Linked DNA regions of Homo sapiens: regions 1 and 3 are each linked to region 2. A link is an interaction called in ENCODE POLR2A ChIA-PET data of the cell type or tissue named here. Cell type or tissue: HepG2. All regions are shown on one strand. Links, peaks and the distances in the headings refer to the core of each region. The heading gives the core; the rest is flanking DNA.

Region 1 (5,884 bases), core at 287-5,286, 78 kb before region 2:
TTCCAGGAGCCAGAGCAATTATTATTATCTCTAGGCAGTGACATGAAGACATCCCACTCAGAGGGGCCACGAAGCCCACACTCATGAATGTGTTTACTCCTCACAGAAAATCCCACACTGGAGGCTGGGTTAGGTGGCTCACGCCTAACTCTCAATCTCAGGAGGATTACCTGAGCCCAGGAGTTTGAGACCAGCCTGGTCAACATAGCAAGACCCCGTCTGTAAAAGAAAAAAATAGCTGGGTGTTGTGGCATGCACCTGTAGTCCCAGCTACTCCGGAGGCTGAGGTAGGAGGATCCCTTGAACCCAGGAGGTTGAGGCTGCCGTGAGCTGAGATTGCACCACTGTACTACAGCCTGGGTAACAGGGTAAGTAAGACTCTGTCTGAAAAAACAAAACAAAATGAAACAAAAACAAAAACAAAATCCCACACTGAGTTGTTGGAATTAAACCCAAGAAATGCATGTGACTGAACTAATCATTCTTCCCCAGACCTGCCTCTCTCAGAGACTGACATCTTCTCCACACCTCCACCCTTCATCCTTCCCCATGTCATGTCGATTACAGCCTTCACATGGAAACCAGCCCCATGTCTACTCCCTACAGCACCCCTCTCTCCACTAAGTCACCATGACAGTGACTTTCCCCTCCACCAAGCACTGTGCAGCCTGATAGGGCTTTCTTTCTTTGTTTTTGTTTTTGAGACAGGGTCTCCCTCTGTCACCCAGGCTGGAGTGCAGTGGTGCTATCATAACTCACTGCAGCTTCCAGCTCCTGGGCTCAAGCCATCCTCTTGCCTTAGTCTCCTGAGTAGTTGGGACTACAGGCATGCACCCTCATGCCTGGCTAATTTTAAAAAATTTCTTTGTAGAGATAGTCATGCTATGTTGCCCAGGCTGGTCCTGGCCTCCTGGCCTCAAGTGATTCTCCTACCCCAGCCTCAGGTAAGCCACCTCACCTGGCCCTGATGGGGCTTTCTAAATTGCAAATCTGATCAATTGTTTAAATATATCATACAACGGTTCCTCACTATCCTGAAGATAAAATCCAAATTTCTTCACATGGCTGTACAGGGCCTCCAGCGATCAGGCCTTTGTTTGGCCTGATCTCCAATCTCTTCTCAAATAGTTGCTTCTTACAGCTCTCTGAAGGCATCAGCTCTGTGCATCCCCAAATTTTTGCATGTGCTGCTCCTGGGCTTATATCGTGTGTGCCAGTTGGCAACTCTCTTTTTCCTTTAGGGCTCAGCTGGGAGGCGGCTTCTTTGGGAAGCTTACCCGTCCCTTGCCCAGCTGGGTAAGGTGCTCTAATGTAAGTGCTCCCGTGGCATATTGGGATAATCTCTATGAGGCACTTACCTCTGAGGGCTGTGATTCTTCACTGGGTCTTTTAGCTGCTGAGAGCATGGCTCAGTCTTATTGATCAAATTTGTAGAGCATAACACACAGAAGACATTCAATCAATACATATTAAATGAATGAAGAGATGAGTTTGAATTCCCATGGAAAATGAGAAGAAATACATTCTTAGGGTTTGGGAAGTCTTAGGGTTTGGGAAGTCAAATATGCTGTTAATTAATTAGGAATATTTTTAGCTTAGGTTGACATGAAGCCTCCAGTAGTGGTGGCTTGGGAAAGAACTTAGTTTTTCGTTTTTGTGCAACTCTCGTGGCCTATAACTGCAGAAGCAGTGAGGTCCCAGTGATACTGGAAGAGGAGCCATCTTCCAGAAGCTACGCCTATGGTCTGTTTTGTGTTTAGCCTTCCTGAAAATTCTATGGGTTGTCTAGACCTCTTAATAAATTACTCTTTCTGCTTTAACTAGCTAGTATTGATTCCAGCTGCCTGCAGCCAAGAACTCTGGTAAATACAAACCTTTGTCTGACTCTCACAAAAATCTCAAAGCAATAGTAATGCCTAGTTTTGTGGAAGTAACCACGAAAGCTTAGAAAAGGTGGGTTGGGAAGCAGTTGAGATGCTGAAAGCTGATTTCCAGGAGCAGAACTGGCCTATGCTGAAAACCTACCTGCAGCCTCAACTCTGCTTCTCTCCTGTGTTCAGCTGCTGAATGTTGAAGCCGGAAGGGATAACACGTTTCCGAGTGGAAATGTATGCATTTGATGGAGAGTGCCTGAGGTGCCCAGATTGCACGGCTTCTTTTTTTTTTTTTCTAGAGACAGGGTCTTGCTCTGTCACCCAGGCTGGCATGCAGTGGCGTGATCATAGCTCGCTATAAACTACAACTCCTGGGCTCAAGAGATCCTCCTGCCTCAGCCTCCCAAAAGTGCCGGGATTAGAAGTGTGAGCCACTGTGCCTGGCCCCAGACAGCTTCCTAGCAGCTGAAGTGGGAGGTCAGGGTTATTTCTGTCACTCCGCACTGCCAAGGGCTGACAGAACAAAGAAACAAAGAGGAACTGGAAAGGCTGATCATGGGGCCGAACCATGTCTAACTGGCTTAAATAACAAATCTGTGTAACCACAATTTGCCAACTTGTAAATGTTTTATACCCCAAGGGAGCCTGGAACAGCCTCCTTTGCACTTAGAAGGCCCAGCCAGGCCAGTGCTGACTCTGACTCCTTGGTGGACAGGACCCCAGGGGGTGGGAGGTCAGGGCCAGGCTGGCCAGAGACTGGGCGTCAAACCCGAGAAAGGGTCACACTTTTTTGCTTGTCAGTTTCCCAGCCTTTTCCATTACAGCATTTTTACCTGGGAGGTTTAATGAGCTCTCTTGAGTTTTCCCCTTCCATGGGCTTAACTTAAAATGTCAGTGTCTTAAGAATTTTCCCAGTAGTGGGCCTGGTGCCTTTGGAGGCTGCATTTCCTTTCTCAGGCGTTGGGGGACTGCTGGGTTCTGGGAAGGACTGACAGGTTGAATAGCCCAGTTATTACTGGGTTAAGGGTGACGCAGGCTTCTCAGGGTGCCAGAGTCACTGAAGCAGCAGCAGCAGCTTCCGGGCAGGGCTGTGCAATTCAGGCTGCCTGGGGAAAGGTGCTGTGAGGGATGAGGGGCAAGAACAGCTTTAAAAGTTAATGAGCTCAGCTGAGCTCCCAAGACCCACCCTTCCAGGCGGCTCCGCTTCTCTTTGCATTTCCTTGCCCTCTGAGCACCCAGCTAACCTTTAACCCAGGCTCTTCCAAAGCTCTAGGGAGGAGGCTGCTCCCCTGGCTTCCTCCAGAGCGAGTCTCTGCTCCACGCTCTGGACATTGCTCTGGGAAACCTCCGCTTCCCAGACCAGCCACATCATGGACACGCTTGGAGGGGAGCTCAGTGTTGTTTCCTGCTATTGGTGAGGGCTGGTGCTGGTGTGCACTGTGCAGGCATCAGGACTGGTCATCACTGTCCTTACAACCCCCTGCCTGCCATCCTTCGCCCCCTAGTTTGATCAGAGTGCATCTCCACTGCAGGTCTGTGCAGGGTGGGGCTGGGTGCTTCCCTCAGCCTCCCCTTGCCCCAGGGCCTGCCTCTAACCTCAGTCTGCCTTGTGGACTGCTAGACCATGAACAGCCCCGGAGGCTGGTCCCAGCTTTGGCTTGGGGAGCACTGAGTGTGGATCTCCAGCCTGTGTGGCCTCAGGGCCACATCTGCCAACATTCTCTTTCTTTTCTTTCTTCCTCTTCCTTCCTTTTCTTTCTTTTCTTTGACAGGGTCTTACTCTGGTGCCCAGAGAGGGGAGTACAGTGGTGTCATCATAGCTCAGGACAGCCTCAAACGTGGGGACTCACACAATCCTCCTGCCCTAGCCTCACTAGTATCTGGGACTACAGGTGTGCACCAGTGGACTCTTTTAATTTTTTACCTTTTTAGTAGAGATGGGGTCTTGCTATGTTGCCCAGGCTGGTCTTGAACTCCTGGCCTCAAGCATCTTCCCCTTGGCCTCCCAAAGTGCTGGGGTTACAGAAGTGAGCCACCATGCCCCACCAACATTCTCTTTCTTGATCCCTGAGTCCAGTAGCAGGAAGGGAGGGGGTGAGGGAAGGTTTAAGCATCACTGGGAGCTTTTCCGAAAAATCTCATGTTGTCCTTCTCTCTGGAGAGTATTTGAAAGGGGCCACAGTGGCTGAGAAACGTTGGACTATATTACTATTTCCAATCTTCTGATCGTCTATGAGAATTCCTTCGGTAAGATTTGTTAAGAATTCAGATCCTGGGCTCCTTCTCAGACATACTCGGTTGAAAGCCCTGAGGCAGGACCTAGGAATCTGCATTCTAATAGTCTCCTGGGCTGTCTTCATACTCAGCAGGTTTGAGGCCACTGAGTAAGGGGTTCTTGCAGTCCTCTAGTCCCTTGTCACAGCTCTGGAAGCAGGACGCTCCAGGTTTGGGTGGTGTTCGGGCCCCTTTTTCAGGCAGCCCTTCAGAAATTCGCAGTGAGTGTCCTGCGTCTCCCCTGGCCTGGGAAGGTCTCCTGCCAAGTCAATTCCTGCAGCACAGAGGGAAAGGGTGCCCTTGTCTGATTAGAAACAGACACAGCTGTGCTGTATTCTGTAGCAGGGGAGAGGAGGAAGGGTGATGGAATAACGCCACACCCTGTAGACACGTAATCCAAAATGAACATTCCCTTTGCTTGTTCCCAGTGGGGAATAAGAGATCCCATTGCACTCCTTACCCATTGCCCTGGCCACTTCCCTTCAATGCAACAGACTCAGATGTCCAGAGCTGTGGAGAGTTCTTTCTAAAGGTAGAATAACTGCTTTGTCCAACTCCCCAATCCCTCTCCTCTGAGCAGATGACTTTCAGATACCTGAGAGATAAGTTGTAGTTTGGCTTCAGAATGTTGATAAAGGAGAGGAGCGTTCTCTTCAAGAGCAAACACCCTGAGGTTTGGGCAAAACCTCGGGGTATTGGGCAATGAGAGTGATCAAATGATACAATTTCATTATCTTTGCCCGTCTGCATGGATCTATTGGCTTTGGGAGGCCAAGAAGAAGAGTTTCAAAAGAATAGTTTTAAAAAAATCATCAAACAGCCAATTCACAGCTGTGTCCTGGATGGTAGACCAGGTGGTAAAAGAAAAAAAAAAAAACCTGCCGAGATCAAATTTAAAATGGAATGAGTTTCGTTTTACAGTGAGAAAGAGATGAGCAGCCAACACCCAGGGACTGGCCTGGTCCCAGGCACCCAGCCATCATACTGCCTCCAGATCACTGGGTTCTCTCCTGTTGAACAGTGTCTGAAATGTAGACAAAGCAAAGGCATCTTATCACATGGAGGAAACTGAGTGAGGCTGAAACTGCACCCTATTTACACTTGCCATCATTCGTGAACATCTAGGGAAAGTAAGACACAGACTCATGTGTGGGGGCTGGGAAGAGATGTGAGTATGTAAGTGGGGGCGGTTCGGGGTGAGCGACTGCACAAAACTAGTTTGGAAAGTGACCAATTAGAAAACCAGTTTTTCTCCCATAACCTCAGGAGATGGTTGTTTAATTCAGCTTTCTAATTATAATCCAAATATTCCCAGGTATCACCAGCCTGAAGGTCCAGAAAAACTATCCACATCAACACTCATTTGGAGGGTTCTGACCCCCGCTCAGTGTCCTCCCATCGCTGTCTCAGGTGTACTCACCCGAATTCACATCATCCAGACACTGCTGCTTTTCCCCCAGGAACTGCTGGGTGCCCATGTCCAGGGCAGACGATCGGCAGCCACACTCTGGCATGGACGTACCAGCTGTTTACAGCTGCGTACGTTAGTTACAGCTGCTTAGTGCTGGCTTTAACGTCATACTGGGCATTAAATATTTTGAATACAACCCTGCCCCTGTCCACAATCTGCTGGAGGTAGAAGATGAGGGACAGGCTCTCCACCAACTGTAGGTTCATTTGGTCTTGTGGGCCCAGAAACAGCATTGTTTGAACTCCAACCTCACAAAGTCCCTCCC
Region 2 (5,884 bases), core at 350-5,349:
ATTCCCCATTAGTACTTTGGTATCACTCAAAACACAGGCAGAACTAAAAGCTGGGCCTGGAAAGTAAGAGGACTTCTCATAAGGATGCCTCCAGGCAAAAGTGTGGGTTTGGACTGGATAAAAACTAAACATCAGCTCCAGCAAATCTGGGAGGCATTTGGTAAATGGCTGAATTGGACCCTGCCTCAAGACTTCTTGATTATTTTTTCTGCTCCCTTTCCTGCCCCAGGGTGTGTCTCAGAGACGGAATTCAGGGTGAGCTTTTCTCCTGAGCTGCTGGGGGATGTGGGCACAACCCCACCTGAGATGTGAGCATGGAGCTCTGGTTAAAGCATCCAAGCTTTTGAGATTCAGGGCTACAGTTAGAAGGGGAGGTCAGAGATCACAGTAGCTACTGGTTATTTCTCACTTACCAGGTGTCATAAGTTCTTCATGTATATCATGTTTAATCCTCAAGACCCCTAAAGGAGCTATTATTACACCTGTTTTAAAGGTGTGGAAAATGAGGCTCAGATAGGTTAAGTAAGTTGACTTAGTTGATGCATTTATTAGTGGTAGATCCAGGATTTGAACACAAATTGCTCAGGGTCTAAAGTAAGTGCTCATTCTCATCTACGACTTGTCTCTTTGATTTTGGGATTGGCTATGGCTTGCCAATGGAATGTGGGTGGGCATGATGCGGGCACTGGCTCTAAAAGTGCTTGCCATGAGAGCATGAGTAACCACTGCCCTTCAGGCTCAGCCCCAGCTGGGAGATGTGAACAGACTGGAGCTAGCTGTGAAGCTAGAGAATCTCTGAGCTGTGGGGTCGTTTGTTACACAACACCATTGCAGCAATAGCTGATTAACACAGCTTGTTTTTTCACTGGGAAAAGACAATCAAGATGATATACGTTTCAATTCAATAAATGTTTATTGATTACTCTATGCCAAGTACTGGGCTTGGTTCTAGGGAACACAATAATCAATGGATCAGACACATGCTTCCTTAGTCTCGTTTGCTGATTTATCCTTCCCTACCTGACTTTCAAATGTTATTGTGAAGGTTCCATTCTAGACCCTCATATGTCTCTATATTCTTCCCAAATAATCCCATCCATCTATGTCCATGCCTTCAATTCCAACCATATCTGTAGCTCTCTCTTTCTTTCTGAGCTCTAGATTGGCATAGCTAATCCAATTTTAACTGTCTGCTTTCCTTTGCCACTGGGCATCTACAGCCCCTTTCAAGCTCAACAATTCCCAGACTAAACTCATGCTCTTCCTCCCCCTAATTTGGGTCATCTCCTGTCGGTAACCACAGAGGAAGTCCTGTCCCCATTATCTGCTGTCAGGGTAACTCATACTTGTCCTTGGTAGGGCTTGCCAAGGTTAATTAATTAAATGCAATAGCTTAGATAGTTAATTGCTTGTCCTTCTCGTGAGAATGTAAACTCCTCCAGAGCATCCACAGATCTGTATGTGATTGCGGACCCTCACCTATGGAATAAGGTCCAAACTCTCACAGCTTTCAAAGCTCACTGAGATCTGGTCTCAACTTAACATCAAGCCTCCATTTCTCTGCTCAGGCAACTAACAACCTTCACCTACTATTGCTCTTTCCCTGGATAGGGAGACACGCACTTGTAGGAGGAAAATGACCTGTCACTGAAAATGCACCAAGAAGCTGGTGTACTTGGCCTCACCTGCTGGCTCTGAGGAGCTGCCCATTCTGAGTCCCTTCTTTAGGGACGGAGTACTGTGGTGCTCCTCTTTACCACACTGTCTCCCATTATCCCCAGCCCTTTCTCCTCTAGCCTGTCCCTCCCACTTTCCAAACTATCACTGTGCAACAAAGAAAGAGAAAAAGGAAATGAGGCAATTGAAATGGAATTGAATCCTGGAAATCTGCAATTGCAGAAGGAAAGGTGGGGCTTGTGCTCCAACCCCCTCATGTCAGAGTTCATGGCAATCTCCTGGGGCTGGTTTTCTACCTTTTATCCTTTTAAAATTTTAATGTACTGCAGATTCTAACCTTCTTATCCATTCCTGGAAATCCCCCCATTTTACTTCTTTTCCCAATGGGCCCATTTAAATCTTGGCTTTGCCATTAGCAATGTTTGAATCTGAACAGCTTTAAGGTAAAGTGATCCCTGAAATGGTTCAAGTTAACATTTTCTTTTGTTTCAAAATTTCTTGCTTATTTTTTCCGGTTAAGACCCCAGTCCAAACCCCACATTTCAGATAGCACATCTGAGCTGCAGCCTCAGAATAGTGAGCTCATGTGCTGTGTTTGTCTTGGCTCAGCCCGCCTGACCTAGGCAGGGACTTGGTGTGTATGTAGGGGAGTGGGGGAGTAGGGGGCTGGGTGGGGGTGGTAATGGCAATAGATTAGAGCCATAACGACAGCCCCGTCCTAGCCCAGGCCGGCCAGCCTCTGGGGGCTCCAGGACCTCCTTCAGGGAAGCCCAGCAACGCCTTGTTGGTCCCTTTTTGGCCCTGACTTGCACCTCTGTGGTCTTTGATATCGGCTTATGTTCTTTTTTCTTTTTTAGAGACAAGGTCTCATTGTCACCCAGGGTGGAGTGCAGTGGCACAATCATAGCTCACTGTGGCCTTGAACTCCTGAACCCAACAAACCCTCCCACTTCAGCCTCCGAAGTAGCTAGGACTACAGACCCACACCACCATGCCTGGATAATTATTATTTTTTGTAGAGACAGGGTCTCACTGTGTTACCCAGGCTGGTCTTGAACTCCTGGCCTCAAGTGATCCTTCTGCCTCAGCCCCCCAAAGCACTGGGATTACAGGCATGGACCTCTGCACACGGGCCTGGCTTATGTTCCTCTTCTGCTCAACCAGGACAATGGTGGTAGGTGGTTAGAGACAGTCTGAGCAGATGGGGAGGCAGATGAAGAATCTGATGCATCCCCGGAGGTCTTTCTGCCCATTCTGGTAGGCAGATGTCGTGGCCGTCCCCAGGGTCCAGCCCAGGCCTTAGCTCATAGCCCATTTAGTGCCTGCCAAGTACAGGTCTCCCAGATGTATAATAGAACCTGACTATCGCTAGCTAGCTGTCCTTTTCTGTGGAATCTGCCTTCCCACCCCAGTTAGAGTCTTCCCTGACATCCATAGACCTATCTACAGCCCTCTGCTGCTGTTGCTAAGGAACCCCCAGGGCCCCATGAAGGCCCTTCTTGACCCTTCCCACTAAAACCTCTGCCAGCTCCACAGTAGCAGGGGCCTCATTAGCCAATCTGAGAGTGAAGTGGCTTCGTTGTCTGGGGAAATACCCGAGGTTCGTTGTCTCGAGCCGACAAGATTAACGACATGGACACACACGCACGGAGTAGGTTTAAGGGGCGGAAACTTTAATAGACACAGAAAGAAGAGAGAGAGAGAGAGCTTCCTCAGGCAGAGGAAGGGGGTGCCCAAGAGGGTTTCTAAGTTTGGGGTGGGATGCAGTTGATTATATAGAGGGGCTTGAGGAGGCGGTGTTTGATTTACGTAGGTCCCAGGGGATTGGTTTGGCCAGGTATGTCATTTACACAGCCTTCGAAGAAACTGGCCCTCCCACCCTAATCTTTTATTATGCAAATGTGGCCTCAACCTGGTGGTGCCATGACACCTGCACAGGTGACAACAAGGAGAGGGAGGGGAAGTCACCATGTTGGAATGTACTTGGCTTCCAGGTACAGCTGCTGGCACTTACACATGTGACCTTCCAGCTTGCTTATCTATGCTTGCAGCTTGGCTTTTGGGCTGCTTTCTGTTAGAAAAGAAATGGTTTGGGGGCTGCTTTTTATTAAAAGGAAATTCCACTGAGAACTCTTTTACCCACACTAACTGCCTAAAACAATTTCTTAATAACTTCTATATCATTCATGCTGGTTCTATAGACTCAAGGTCTCAGGGCACAGAGAATTTGGGACCCCATGGTGCCCCAGCCTCTAGATGCCAGGTCCTGAGGGCAGTTAGGGATAACTGCATTTAGGCTGGGAACGTAATGCCATTCCTACTGCAGTTTGAAATTTGTGGGCTGGCATGGAAAGCCATTGCATGGGGCCTCTCACACAGCACTCAATAAACTCTAACAAACCTCATGATAACCTGTTTCTACATGTGGGACCATTTGTATCTTTCAAAGATCTTCCATGGAACTCTCTGGAAATACTAAAATAGAGATCTTTGTAAGGGCCACTGCACTTTAGTCTGGGCAACATAGCAAGATCCCATCTCAAATAATAATAATAATAATAATAATAGTAGAGGTCTTAGAATCTGAGAGTGGAATTCCAACCCTGGCTCTGTCATGGCACAGTGTGACTATATCACACACAGCTGCTCTGGGTCCTGCTTTTAAGATGTGTACAATGAGTGGCTTGCCTAGCGTTGCTGGTTTTCTAATAAACCCTGACCACACAGAGGTGCCTGGGGAGGAGGAAGGGAGGGAGAGCTCTGTGCTGTCCTTCCAGCTCCTACAGAAGAATCTGTCTTAGTCAGGCCTCCCCATAAGATTTCATTTGAAAGAAAGTTTTGCACTTAGAAAGTAAAGCTCAAAAGCCACAGGACTAGGAGAGAACCAAGACCTTCCCAGCTCTAACATTCTGGAACTGAGCGCCAGAGCCTGGCATGTGACAAGCTGGCATTGCATTCCCCTCAAAGATGTCACTTAGGAAAAAGCTGACTCACTCATAGGAGTTAAATGGATTCTTCTAAGGGAAGACAAGACCAGTAGCTAACTCATTACTGAGCAGGCTCAATAACACTGATTGTCAAAGGAGCACGTCTACTGGTCGCAAAGTGCCATATGGCTGATTGCGTCTAATAAAATGAGCTCATGTTGAATTGACAATCTGTATATGTCTCTGTTGTCCCCAAAAAGACAGCTGAAAATGATTGAGGGCTGCAAGTATTTGGTGACTGCACCATGGATACAGTAATTTAACTCAGCTGTCACTAAGCTTGTGCCAGATTTGGCCTAGCAGACATTTTTGTGTTGATGGGGCGTGTTTCTTGGTGTGTCTCACTACAGGTGATGGGGTCAGTCCCAGCTGAGGGGTCCACATGGACTCCCCAGCAGGGGCAGTGTATGGCTGTGAGAGCTGCTCACACATCTCTAAGTCCTCATCCATTCCTTCTGTTCCCACGCCCTGCCCATCTCCTCCCACCAGATACAGTGCCAGGTGGGGAAGGCAAGTGAGGACGGTGGGGAGGGGGGTGCAGTGGCAAAGGCCCCCCAACACAGTCTGCTTTGTGACTTGTGGCTGGAGGACTCCACCTAGCACCTTCCTTCTGAGCTGAGCTCCAGCCTGGGCCCCAGTTGCCCCGAGTCCTGGTTAGAGTTCAGAGCTGCAGCTCAGGGTGGTAGCTGCAAGCCCCATGCGGCTACTGAGCACTCTAAATGTGGCAATTCCAAACTGACACTGAATTTCAAGCCCTTGGTACTAGAAAAAGAGACTATAAAAATCTTACAAATTTTATACGATTACATGTTGGAATGATAATGATTTTTATATACAAAGTATATTGCTAAAGTTAATTTCACCTGTTTCTTTTTATTATTATTACTTCTTAGTTAGCCACTAGAAAATGTAAGATGACGTGTGTGGCTCACATTATAATTCTGTTGGGCGCCACTGATCTAGAAAGAATTCGATTTGTAAAGGGGCCCAGATGGACCATTTCAGGGGATTCGGCAAGTGTTTGCCGAGCACCTTCTGTGTGCAGCTCATCTGCCGCACAGATGGCTGTCTGAGCTGCTGGGGGAGGTGGGAGGTGGGGTCGGAGCAGGGAGCTGCCCCATTGGAGGAGCGTGGGGAGCAGTGCCCATCCCTGAGCTGAACCACGGACATCTTCCTCAGGAAGCACTTTGAGTATCTGGGCCCAGCACAGCCCGGAACCC
Region 3 (5,884 bases), core at 406-5,405, 170 kb after region 2:
GGTTGGAATCCAGTCTGGCCTGACTCTTTTCTAAATGTTGCTTCCTATGGGACAGCCTCACCCTGTTAGGCTGACTTGAGTTTGCATTCCTGAGCTCAGCCTAGGGAGTGTGTATGTGATCTCCTGTGGCAAGGAGAACTCCCCCTACTAGAAATGCAGCCATTGCTCGGGCCCACCCAGTGGATCAGCCACAGCAGGTTGCAGCAAGCTGCCTATGGGAGGACGGGGCTGGAGCAGGAAATGAGAGTTAAAAGAGTCTTTTCAGGAGTGTGATCGGGCCAAAAACAGGAAGATCAGCAACTCAGTCTTAGGCCTCTGGGGTTAAAAGCAAAACCAGAGAGAGAGAGGCAGAGAAAGTTTACTAAACAAATAAATGTCCCATAGAAAGGTTATATTGAGCCTAAGCCAACACAGCAAGGCCCTATCTTTACAAAACAATTTAAAAATTAGCTGGGTGTTGTGGCCCATGCCTGAATCTCACTATTCAAGCACAGCCTGGCTGACACAGTCCTAGCTACTTAGGAGGCTGGAAGTAGCAGGAATGCTTGAGCCCAGGGGTTTGAGGCTGCAGTGAGCTACGATGGTACCACTGTGTTCCAGCCTGGGTGACAGAGAGATCCTCTCTCGGAAAAAAAAAAAAGGTCCTACTGAATGATACTGCAGCACATGGTGCTCTCAAAGATGAGCTACTTTCTCCAGGTGTTTGTGCCCCCTCGCAATGACCTTGAGTGTCTCCTGCGCCATCATCCTTGCTGCTGGTGATACAACAGCTGCAGTGTAAGAATCCCAGCATCACCTTAGACACACCCCACCCCCAACACACACACACCGGATACAGTCAGTCGCTCAGCGCAGGGAGCAGGCTCCTGGAGAACGCTCTGTCCATGCCTCCTCAAATCCCCGCACAGCCCCTCTCACCTGGGTTCCTGCCACAATTTCCTGCCTGTCTCTCTCAGCCAGACCCTCCCCTGCCTTACAGGGCTGCCTTCCACATGGAAGAATCAGAATGATCTGATTGAGTTACTCTCATGCTTTCCACCTCTCAGTGTCTCCCAAATCAAATTAAAATCCTCAGCAAAGCACACCAGGCCTATCACAATTACACCTTCCCATCCCTCCAAGCCCAACCCTCTACCTCGGCATCCACCCAAACTCCGTTCCTGAAGGTTGTGTTCCTTGCCTTAGGTGTGCAGTCCCCTCTTCATACTCCAAGATTCAGCTCCAGCTGCCCCCACACTGCCTTTCTCAGAAGCTTTCCTTGCACCCTCCCCAGGCAGAGTCGACCCCCTTCGAGCCTCCATTGTGTCTCCTGCACACCTGAACTTCCCAAACTGGGTTGGATGCTCTCCTCGAGTTTCCTGTAGCTCCTATGCTCACAAGGATCGTGGCACTGTGGGGTAATTGCTCCAGTGCTGCCTGCTTCCTTCTTAGATTCAAACTCCTTAAAGGAAAAAGCAGGTCTTACTGAAAATTAAAGTCCCAGCTCTTGCATAATGCTGGGCACACAGCTGGAGTCCTGAAGAATTTGCTGGATAGAGGAATGAATAAACGTAGCCCTTAAGCAGTGAGTTCCTGTCTCTCTCCTTCCTTAGTAAATCAGGTCATTGGGAGCATTTATCTTTGTGTCTCTGGTGCCCGTGCAGAAGCTGGCCCTTCACAGGCAGGCAAAGGTGTGTTTCACTCACTTGTTCTGACTATTCCTGAATTTGGATAACTCGTAGTCCCATGTCTCTCTGAGATTCTAACAGGACCCAGGGACAACCTATGGGAAGACAGGGGTAGTGTGGGAGTGGGGTTTCTTGGAAGCCCACCTTGCTGGGATGAGTGACTCAGGTTCTCCCAACTTTGAAGTTCAGGGCCCAGCTGCAGGCGGCCCCCATCCCGCCCTGCGCTAGAGGGCGTGTGTTGGGTGGAGGGGGCACACATGCCAAGGAGGGGCGGTGAACATTGGGTGCTTGGGAGATGGAAGGGTCAGCACAGTGCAGACATAAAAAACCAAATGGCAGAGCCCAGGAGAGAGCATTTGGTGGCAGGTGACACTCACGAGGATCAGAGTCTCAGCCCACTTGGCTCAGGTGCTCCGACCAGCCCCTCTGCTGACCCTGGCTCCGAGCCCTGTGACCTGGCAGTGACTTTCCTCTTCTTAGAAAAAGGAGGAGGGTGGCTAATTGAAAACAAACCAACTGCTTCTCCTCTTTCCTCAGCCCTCAGGAAAAGCATGTAATCATCTCCAGGATTTAGAGATCTTTTTCTTCTAAAGTCAAGGGAAACTTGTTGTTCACTCCAGCCATCTTATTGCTCCTGAATTGTGTGGTCTGAATCCTTGTCTGCTGGAAGCTTTGGACAACACACTGATCAGAGCACTAAGTTTGGAGTCCAAGCCGTGGTTCCCTGTGCCTCAGTTCTCCCACCCAGAAAGCAGTTGATCCCTTGGTCCAAGTGGCAATGATGCCCAACAGAACTTTCTGTGGTGCTATCCAGTATGAAAACACTCGCCACATGTGACTTTGCAGGATGGCTAGTGCAACAGAGGACCTAATCTTTAATTAAATTGACTCATTAATATTTGACTAACTGGACTGCACAGCTGTAAGGTTGAACCTGCTCTGACGTTACATCCCATTCCCACAAGCACACCCTTTGTCTCTCTAATTCTCATAGCCACTTTCTCCACAGAGGGATAACTTGGATTATATAGTCTATGTGAAGCCTTTAAATATGGGACATGGGTCAGAAAGGGCAGAATGCAGTGTCAGAAAGACAGCTTTCTTTGAAAGTAAAAGACAAAACTGAAAATGATGCACTGGGGAGGAGAGCCTTCCGCCCACCCCCTCTTCCCTTTCGTAATCCTGCAGAGACCACACGGTGTTGCAAATCAAAGTCTGCTCTCTGGCCAGATGCAGATAGGAGCAAAACTTTCATCTCTTTTCTTGCTTCTACATAGTGCTCCTTTTTGAACCTAACACCCTCCCAGCCTGCCCCTTGGATCTGTTCTAATAGCAGTGATTGGAGCTGTTGTGCTAGGACAGGTGGCTCCATGAGACAGGAGCTACCACGGTGCAGTGAGGACACCTGGGAGCGCCCAGAGCTCCGGGACACATAGGCTGAGAGCTGTGCTCTGGTGCCCATCATCCCTGCAGGCACTGCCGGCTCGGTCCCACCCAGCCCACCCCAGGGCTGCACAGGGTCCCTGTCCTGGGACACTGGTTTTCTACCCTCAGGCATGTTTGCTGATTCTCCCAGACCCTGGCCAGTATTTTTCTCCCAAAAGCCTTCCTGGCATACCCAGCTGGCACTGCCCTCTCCTTTCTTGGACCCTGCTGTGCAGCAACGTTTCAGAGTCATTCTGCACCTTCAGTTCTGCACTAGAGTCATTCTCCAAATATTTCTGTGCTATCTCAGCTAGATCAGAGCCTCCCTATAAGCAGAGGTTGAGTCATCTATTTCTTTTTTATCCACTTGTGGCACCAAGCTCAGACTTTGCTCTGCACTACTTACTCACCCAGTGCTTACTGACTGATTTATTGACCCAGAACCATGGCGAGAATGCAGTCAAGCTATTACCGTGAACTTCACAATGCAGGCACGTGAGCTAAGGTGACAGGGGTTGAACCCAGATTGCTCGCTGGGGCTTTTGTTCTTGCTCTGACTCTACTACCAGCTCAGGTATCAGAACACGCTACCCTATTCCCAGGGGCCCCTGTTTGGTTCAGACCGCACAGTCCCTGCTTTGCAGGGCTTCAGGGACCACACCAAGGAAGGCCACTGTGAACATCATAAATGGCACGCTGAATGGCACTCATTGTTAGTATAAAGTGCAGGTACGTTCTGTACAGTGAGATTAGACGGGTTACTCAGAGCCAGCAGCCGGGACACACCTGTTCTTTTTCTCTGCATCAAAAATCCCTCTTTTCTCTGCACACATTTCTTCTCTCCCAATTTCCACGAGGTGGCTAAGGGCCTTCCTGGACATTTCTTAGACTTCTTAGAAACTCATCTAGAAACTCCCTGATGGGTTTCTAAAATTATAAATTCACTGGCACTCAGCAAATCTACATTTTACATAAGAGAAAGTCAGCCTAGAATAAAAACTTGCCTTTTAAAAGCCAGCTTTTCTGCCACCACTTCCATCCCTCTAGACTGCTGTCTCTTGCCATAGATTCTCCCTCTGGACCCTTCTGGATGTCTGCCTCACCATGGAGCAGCCCTTGGACCCTCAGGCTGACTGAATGACTCATACCTGGGTCAGCCCTCTTAGAGGGACTGCTCCATGCCACTGCATAAACAGAAGAAAAGGTCGGGCGTGGTGGCTCACACCTGTAATCCCAGCACTTTGGGAGGCTGAGGTGGGTGGATCACGAGGTCAGGAGTTCAAGACCAGATTGGCCAACATGGTGAAACCTCATCTCTACTAAAAATACAAAAATCAGCCAGGTGTAGTGGCATGTGCCTATAATCTCAGCTACTCAGGAGGCTGAGGCAGGAGAATCGCTTGAACCTGGGAGGCAGAGGTTGCAGTGAGCTGACATCGTACCATTGCACTCTAGCCCAGGGGACATAATGAGACTCTGTCCCACACCCCACCCCACCCCCCAAAAAAACCCAAAAAGCAAAAAACAAACAAACAAACAAACAAAAAACAGAAGAAAACACCACAGTGGAAAGGCCTGTGAAAGGAAAATAAAATCTCGGGACTCCAAACTCACTATGCCAAAGGGAAAAGTTAAGCTTGGAAACTGAGTCATGCAAAAACTCCCTTCCTTTTGTTCCAAGACAGCTGTAATTTCGCAGGCTGACTTTCTCTTATGTAAAATGTAGATTTGCTGAGTGCCAGACTAATGCTTAATTGACTCCTCCGCTTTCTTTTCAGGTGTAAAATGTAGATTCACAGAGCCTCACAAGAATTGTAACCACTTGTCTCATTGCCTACCCTCCCTCCTTTTATTTTTCCTTTTTCTTCCCCTCCTGATTGCTCTTTCCCCTTTAAACACTGAGGTTCCCAAAACTCTATCTGGAAAAAGCATAGGATACAGATTCTACTGTGATTTATGTTTCTTTTTCTCTGGTGCCTCCTCAACCTTGGCAAAATAAGCCTCGAAATCAATTGAGATCTGTCTCAGTCACTGTGGTTTACAGACCCAACTCCTGCACTTAGGTAGTCAGGAGAGCCGACAGCACAGATTAGGGGCCTCCTTAGCTGATTTCGGTGACCACACCCATACCAATTCTCTGACTCCAACACAGCCTGGTTCGCAAGACTTCATTATCCTGTTGCAGACTTCTCAGCCACAATTGACACAGGCCAATGGGGCCTAAAGTTCTCCTTAGTTTTTCTGAAAGTATTAAGAAAGTTTGTGTAGAAAGGTAATGCACACAATTTCTGCATTTCTGCCCTGCAGTAAGGCTCAGAGCTTATGATGTTTAATTGTATGTGTCAACTTGACTGGGATAAGGGATGTCCAAAGAGCTGGTGAAACATTATTTCTAGGTGTGTCTGTAAAGGGTTTCCAGAAGAGACAGCATTTGAATCAGCCAGAGCAAAGAAGATCTCTCTCTCTCCATGTGGGAAGGCATCATCCAATCCAATGAGGGTCCATATGGAACAAGAAGGTGGAGGAAGGGTGAATTCTTTCTCTTCTGAAGCTGGGATGTCCATCTTCTATGGTATTCAGACATTGGAGCCCCTGGTTGTCCCTCAAACTCCCCTCAGGCCTTCAGCCTCCAGTTAGAGCTACACCATCAGCTCCCCTCGTTCTTAGGCATTTGAACTTGGACTGAATTACACTACTGGCTTTCCTGGTTCTCCAGCTTGCATACCGTGGGACTTCTCAGGCTCTATAACTGTGTGAGCCAATTTCCATAGTAAATCTGTTCTTTCATATAT

What was found. Peaks named below come from ENCODE experiments on the same cell type or tissue, not always from the same donor. Only the 100,000 strongest peaks of a DNase experiment are listed, where the experiment ranks them.
Region 1: POLR2A ChIA-PET joins it to region 2 with 6 read pairs; 5 of 35 experiments call an interaction of 5 or more read pairs at or near these places.
Region 3: POLR2A ChIA-PET joins it to region 2 with 6 read pairs; 6 of 35 experiments call an interaction of 5 or more read pairs at or near these places.

What each region holds. Positions count from the first base shown.
Region 1 is chr1:229,106,125-229,112,008 of GRCh38, reverse strand. All of the region lies in intron 2 of LINC02815 (long intergenic non-protein coding RNA 2815), which reads left to right. Among named protein-coding and RNA genes, the nearest start is that of LINC02815, 46 kb to the left of the region's middle. RefSeq lists enhancers at 2,720-3,241, 3,242-3,765. In HepG2, for the core only: a CTCF peak has its summit at 2,846; DNase peaks (open chromatin) are centred at 2,878 and 3,168.
Region 2 is chr1:229,028,590-229,034,473 of GRCh38, reverse strand. No RefSeq gene overlaps it. Among named protein-coding and RNA genes, the nearest start is that of LINC02815, 120 kb to the left of the region's middle. RefSeq lists an enhancer at 2,398-2,692 and a silencer at 2,398-2,692. In HepG2, for the core only: no CTCF peak of the experiment used is centred there; DNase peaks (open chromatin) are centred at 1,833 and 2,573.
Region 3 is chr1:228,858,930-228,864,813 of GRCh38, reverse strand. No RefSeq gene overlaps it. Among named protein-coding and RNA genes, the nearest start is that of RHOU, 130 kb to the right of the region's middle. In HepG2, for the core only: no CTCF peak of the experiment used is centred there; DNase peaks (open chromatin) are centred at 3,523 and 4,223.